Regions from separate parts of the Homo sapiens genome. Here region 2 is linked to region 1. The links are chromatin loops, found by intact Hi-C in ENCODE. Cell type or tissue: heart left ventricle. All regions are shown on one strand. Each heading gives the region's core, and the rest is flanking DNA. Links, peaks and the distances in the headings are about the cores only.

Region 1 (2,911 bases), core at 211-2,710:
CGTCTGTACTCATTGTTCTGACAGCTTATGCTTTTTTTGGGTCTGCTGTTTTGGTACACTCTGTACTTCCTTATGTAAGCAGGCGTGCAGATCTCATCAGAACATTCAAGATGTTTATTTTAAAATCTCAAGGAATTTTGAAAAAAAGGACACACCACTCAACATTAGATGCTGGCAAACATTAGGTGTTTTTTCAGTGGTTCTTTTTTTTCTCCCTTCTTATTATTAGCATGGGGGTGGGAGAGGCTTTGGAGAGGGAGGGATTTGAATTTTTTTTTTCTTCCCTCATTGGCTTCTGCCTTATTTCCTTCAGAGAGACACCACCCCATATCTGATTGCATTCAGTGTCTTCTGCTTCCTTCCTGGATGCCGGGACCCCCTCAGCCTCATTTCTGGTTAGGGCAGGTAGGGAGGGAGGTTCTTTGACAAGGGGGAGAGGGCAGCTGCAGGGAGCTTGTCATGGCTTCCACTGGATTTCAGCTTTATTGTCATTGGGATCCTGGGCATTTAGAGAAAGCTTTATGTTTTTGAAAGTGCCCTGCTGGCTGTTCCCTCCTTTGATTCCTGTGAGTTGGGGTGATCCTTGGCACAGAGGGAGAGCTGCTCCCACACACGGAGGCCTCAGTCCCGCCTCTGGCATGTGCGTCCTGTCTTTCCACCGAACTTTAACTGGCTTTGAACCTTCCTCCTTCCTTTATCCCCAACCTTCTGGAGGTGTCGGGAAGTCAGGGAAAAAGGGGAGAAGAGTAGGAGTCTGGAGAACCCAAAATGGTCAGGGAGCTCCCTACAGGGTGGTGCTTAGAACATCCCGAAGCCCTCATCTGCAGGGTACCTGGGAGACTGGTAGGGGCAAGGATGTCCGCCTGTCTCTTTCACAACTGGGTACCTGGAATCTCAGATAAACTCAGTGCCTGGGGTAGGGAGTAGTCACTCGGCAGATCACTGCCTGGGGGGCAGGAGGCTCACTGACTGTAGCGGAGGGAAGGGTTGTTTGTTGGCTGCCACAGTGAGCATTGGACTGGGTTGGGAGCAGACATGCTGATGAGAGGGAGATCTCACACCAGAAGAAGCAGACAGCCCCACTTCCTAACCTTTCCTCCCTTTTCCTCTCAACTACCTGAGACCTAGCCAGAGACCATGTCCTTGAGTTTTAAATAGGGGGTAGTAGAGAACGGAGTGTGCAGAATAAGGACTCTGCCACCCCCTAGGGGACAGACAGCTTGGCAGTGCCCTGAGTGGCCATTGCGCCCTTCCCAGGTGAGTTCTGCACCCAGGAACCTGCCTGGGACTTTCTTTGTTTAACAAGCATTTAGTGGGCACAGACTGTATGCCAGGCATGGCGCAGGGTATCAGGGATATGGTAAAGCCCAAGACAGGTGGGAACCTGCTCTCACAGAGCTTACAGTCCACTGGGAAGATGGAAGAGAGCTCCAAATACAGGACAGTTGAATGGGGCTCCAGGGGCTTGTCCAGAGAAGATTTCAGAGCCAGGTTGGTGAATAGCTGCTGATACTGACATATTGGTTCGATGGCAGATTTTTCTGCTCCCCTCAACAAAACAATCACTCATCTTTAAATTAGAGGAACAAGGTGGGGTGTGCATGTGTGCGTTCATGTATGTGCACGTGTGGTACTGTGTGTCTTTATGAATGTGAGACTCACTTTACACAAGATAAATGGCCCCCAAATAACTGTACATCCAATTCCAGTAAAATCAGTCATACTTTAATTGCATGAAGGGAGCTCTTTCTTTAAAGGAAAAGTGACTGGAGAAGATGGTAGCTGCGACTTACTGGTTCTGTATATCTACCCACCAGCTGTAGGATGGAGCACTTTCCCCACCTTGTCGCAACTCTCCAAGGGACCTCCCCTTACTGCTTCCATTTTACAGCTGAGGCAACAGGCTCCCTGAGACTGGCAGCTTGCTGAGGGTCACAGCTGGCGACTAGCTTGCCTGGGATTTGACCTCTGATCTGTCTGACCCAAATGTTGAGTTCTTAACCACACTGCACTGCCTCCTGAGGTATAAATGGCACCAAGGACCTCTGCTATCCACAGAATGTTTTGTGATTGACAAGGAGTTTTGTATTCACTTATGTCTATTATCCTGTTTGCTCCTCACAGCAGCCTCAGGGAGGCAGACAGATAGGCTTATGCCCATTTTACAGATTGGGAAATCAGTTCATCAAGGTGTGATGACTAGTGTGATGCCCACAGCTGTGAGTGGCCAAGTTAGGCGTGGGATCTCGTGCCTGCACCTCTAGATCCTGCTATTTTTCTCGGTTTGCTTGGATCTGTGATTGCTGTGGTTAGCAAGGGTCTAGCGCACTTTATCTTCTGCTATTCTCCCTCTGCTATTTAATTTCTTTCCCGCAATCTATCCCTTAACTTCCCCCAGCCCCGCATCTCCCACCTCCATGTCACTCCATCCCGTGCAGCTGGCCTCCTTGCTCCTCTTGCCTTGCCTGGCGAGGGTGTTCTCACGTGGTGGCCTTGCTCTATGCAGATGTCAGTGCATCAGCAAGGGCCTCCCTGACTACGCTGTGTAAAAGAACAGCCCCTGGCACTCTCTGTTTATCTTTACTCAATGCTTTGTTGTTGTTATTGTTGTTGTTTTGAGACAGGGTTTCACTCCTGTTTCCCAGGCTGGAGTGCAATGGTGTGATCTCAGCTCACTGCAACCTCTGCCTTCCGGGCTCAAGCTATTCTCCTGCCTCAGCTTCCTGAGTAGCTGGGATTTTAAATCAGCCACCATGCCTGGCCAATTTTTGTATTTTTAGTAGAGATGGGGTTTCACCATGTTGGCCAGCTTAGTCTTGAACTCCTGAGCTCAAGTGATCTACCCATCCCGGCCTCCCAAAGTGCTGGGATTACAGGCGTGAGCCATTGTGTCCGGCCCTCTTCATTTAAT
Region 2 (2,911 bases), core at 86-2,585, 56 kb before region 1:
CAGTTTACACATGGTATTTGAAATTGAGTCTAAATTCCCATTTCTTGTACTTTCTGAGGAGCAGTCAAGAAAGAGCCAGATTTACAGTTTGCCAGTCTCTTAGCTCTATGTTCCAAAGGAATTAAGTCACTCTTCTTGACAGTGGCCTTAAAATAGGGTTTTAATAAAATGAAAAGAGGAGCAGTGGAGCCACCCACCCCTGTCACCTGTGGCTAAATGGATATACGGGCGCCAGGCTGCTACGGGAGCCTTTTGTGGTGTCACCTCCAGTGCCAGTGGGATACGTGCCGCAACAGAGACCAGATGATGAATATATTTTTAAACTTGGAACCCATGAACCACTTATTATTTCTGAATTAGGAATCAAAACATATGAATAATTTCAACAGGGTTTCAGCAGATGTATTCTGCTTTTAAGGTCACTCTGCTTTGCGGAGATGGTCGGGGGTAATGGGGAGTGAAGTCCAGCCTGATTCTCTTTGTGACTCTTAGGACATCTGTGTCATGTTTGCTCAATTTAGCAGTCACCGTAAGTGTGATGCGAGGCCCTCATTGCGGGGTCAGGGTAACTTATGGAAGCAAACAGCCTTCTTTATTTTTTAATACATCACTGTCACCTGCGCTTATGCCAGGGGTTATTAGAAGAAGAGGGGCTCTGGGTGGCCATGTGTTCATGGCTATGATGACTGAAAAGGCCACAGCATGCAACAGAGTCCTCAGATTTACCCCCAAATGCTTCTCCCACCCTCTATTCTCTCTTAGCATCTCTCCCTGAACCTCTTTCGCCAACCCCCTACCAAACAAGGTCCAGAATTGAGGTGTTCTGGAATTCCAGCCTTGCTAAGCTCTGGGATTAAGGCCAGTCATTTGGAAAGGGGATGGGGGAAGAGGCAAAAACAAAACAAAAAAAAAAACCAAAAAAAAAAAAAAACAAAAACAAAACAAAAAAAACCAACTGAACATTAACCCTTTGGGTCCATAGCACTGAGAAGACCTCACCATTTCGGCCACTGGCAAATCAGCATCTCTTGGCCATATCCCTGAAACCTGAGCTTCATGTACCAGAAGGAGACAGTTAAGCCAAGTCAGGCTGATGAAAATCTCTCCGTTCTAATGACTGTGCAGGGTACACCTGTTCCAGCCTCTCACTTGCTCTCATTGTCAGTTGGACGCAGGTATTGAATGACCACTGAGTGTGGAGTGCAGCACGAGGGTGCTGTGGAGGAGGAGAGTTCATGAGCAAGAAGAGAAGCAGTCTCTTGACCTCAGGAAGCTTGCACTGTGTTTGGGGAGGCATGGTCATGCTCACTCTCTTGCTCTCCCAGCACAAAGGGAGTGGGCTAAAGGGTGGGAGGGAGGCAGATAGTTACTGGGCCTGACCCTCTTCTCGGGGTCAGCCACAGATCCCAGATCCTTTACCTTCCTCATCTGCCTGTTTTCCTTTATAGTTCTATTGGAGTTAAAAAAAAAATGACAGCAGTGTCAGTAACACACACTCATTTTAACAAGAGAGGCAGTACAAAGATATCTATAAAGAATTAACAGTATTCCTTATTTGCTCTCCATTTCAGCTCTCCTCTAGGGAAATGAATGTGCTTTATTTTTATGAAATAATTTCAAGCTTACAGAAAAGTTTCAAGAATAATACAGAGAGCACCCATATCACCTTACCCATTTGGAGTTTACTGATTTTTAATAGTTTGCCCCACTGGTTTCCTTCCTGATCTATGTAACCGTAGAGCAGCCTTTTGAGGTAGGAGACAGGTGGTATTATCTTTTTGTGTGTTAGAGGTGAGAAAGCTGTGGCCCATGGAGTTGAGGAGTGTGCCCAAGGTTATCTAACTATCCGACAACAGGTTTCCCACACAAATTCCACATGATGTCATTCTTGTTTTCATTTTTGTCTTTCCTTGTAGGACTTTTTTTTTTTTCATCGAGCCTGCAGAAGGGGCCTGTCTTGCCTTCACAAGGAGGAGATGGTTGCAGGAAAGTAGGAGGTGAAAGGTGTCCTCCAAGTCTCCTCCCCCAGATCAGTCGGACCTCCTGGCCTCCTTTGGTTTTCCCTCTAGGGCAGAAGCGGTGCTGGCTGGAGGGGGTCCAGGTGCTGTTTGTTGCAGGAGCGCCATCTTGCTTTAGACCTTTTTCGTTTCAGACAGCTAGAGGAGGTCTTTTACGGTCCTACTTGACCCCCATAAAGGAAGTTCACTCCACAATACGCATCTCTTTTCACATGAAGAGGCAACAGAGGGAACAAAAGGAGCAAAGCAGCCTTCTCCTGAAGAGGTGAAAATATCACTGCCTTTTGGAGCCAGATCTGGGTTTGCACACTCCAACTCTTGGAGTGATGTGTCCTTATTTGTAAAAGGAGAGTTCTGGAGTACATTGGGAAGCAAGTCATCAGTCATATCCACAGCCTCCTGCTCCTGTTAAATGTGTCCTCCTAGATGGAAAGGTTGGAACAAGCTGTGCCCCATAGGTTCTGCCATTTTTAGGATCTTTCTGGCACTGAGACTTTTGCTTCTGTGATCTCTCATTGGAATCCATTTCTTTTGCCCAGGCGTGGATAATGCTTTTGTCTAATGCCAGCTCTGCCCCATCTGGTCTTAAAACGAGGTGAATCTGCTGCTCTGTATTGAAATATGTGATCTAGAAGGAGCCATAAAATAGGAACCTTAATAACTCTTTCTCTCTGTTTCATTATCCATGCAGTTTTCCTGGCAGCTGTCCATTCCGGCCTCATTCCCACCTCTGGGACATGTCAAGTTATTGAGGTGGTACTGGCTGTGGGTGACTATAGATCTGGGCCAGCCTGTTCAACTGGGTCTTCTGGGGTTGGTCCTGGGTAGAGCTGGGTGGATGTAGTCTAAAACAGAGAAGGTAGTGAGGCCCTTCACATCCATTTTAAGGAAGC

The links. A loop is a pair of places that touch in the nucleus more often than their neighbours do. Peaks named below come from ENCODE experiments on the same cell type or tissue, not always from the same donor. Only the 100,000 strongest peaks of a DNase experiment are listed, where the experiment ranks them.
Region 2: it touches region 1 in a loop (2.0-fold over the local background); 25 of 110 quality-filtered maps call a loop at or near these places.

Annotation. Positions count from the first base shown.
Region 1 is chr11:114,179,452-114,182,362 of GRCh38, forward strand. The region is part of intron 3 of ZBTB16 (zinc finger and BTB domain containing 16); the gene reads left to right. Among named protein-coding and RNA genes, the nearest start is that of NNMT, 120 kb to the right of the region's middle. In heart left ventricle, for the core only: a CTCF peak has its summit at 1,204 (motif pointing left); a DNase peak (open chromatin) is centred at 1,255; H3K4me3 peaks cover 882 bases; H3K27ac peaks cover 2,500 bases.
Region 2 is chr11:114,123,642-114,126,552 of GRCh38, forward strand. The region is part of intron 2 of ZBTB16 (zinc finger and BTB domain containing 16); the gene reads left to right. Among named protein-coding and RNA genes, the nearest start is that of ZBTB16, 65 kb to the left of the region's middle. In heart left ventricle, for the core only: no CTCF peak of the experiment used is centred there; no DNase peak of the experiment used is centred there; H3K27ac peaks cover 1,021 bases.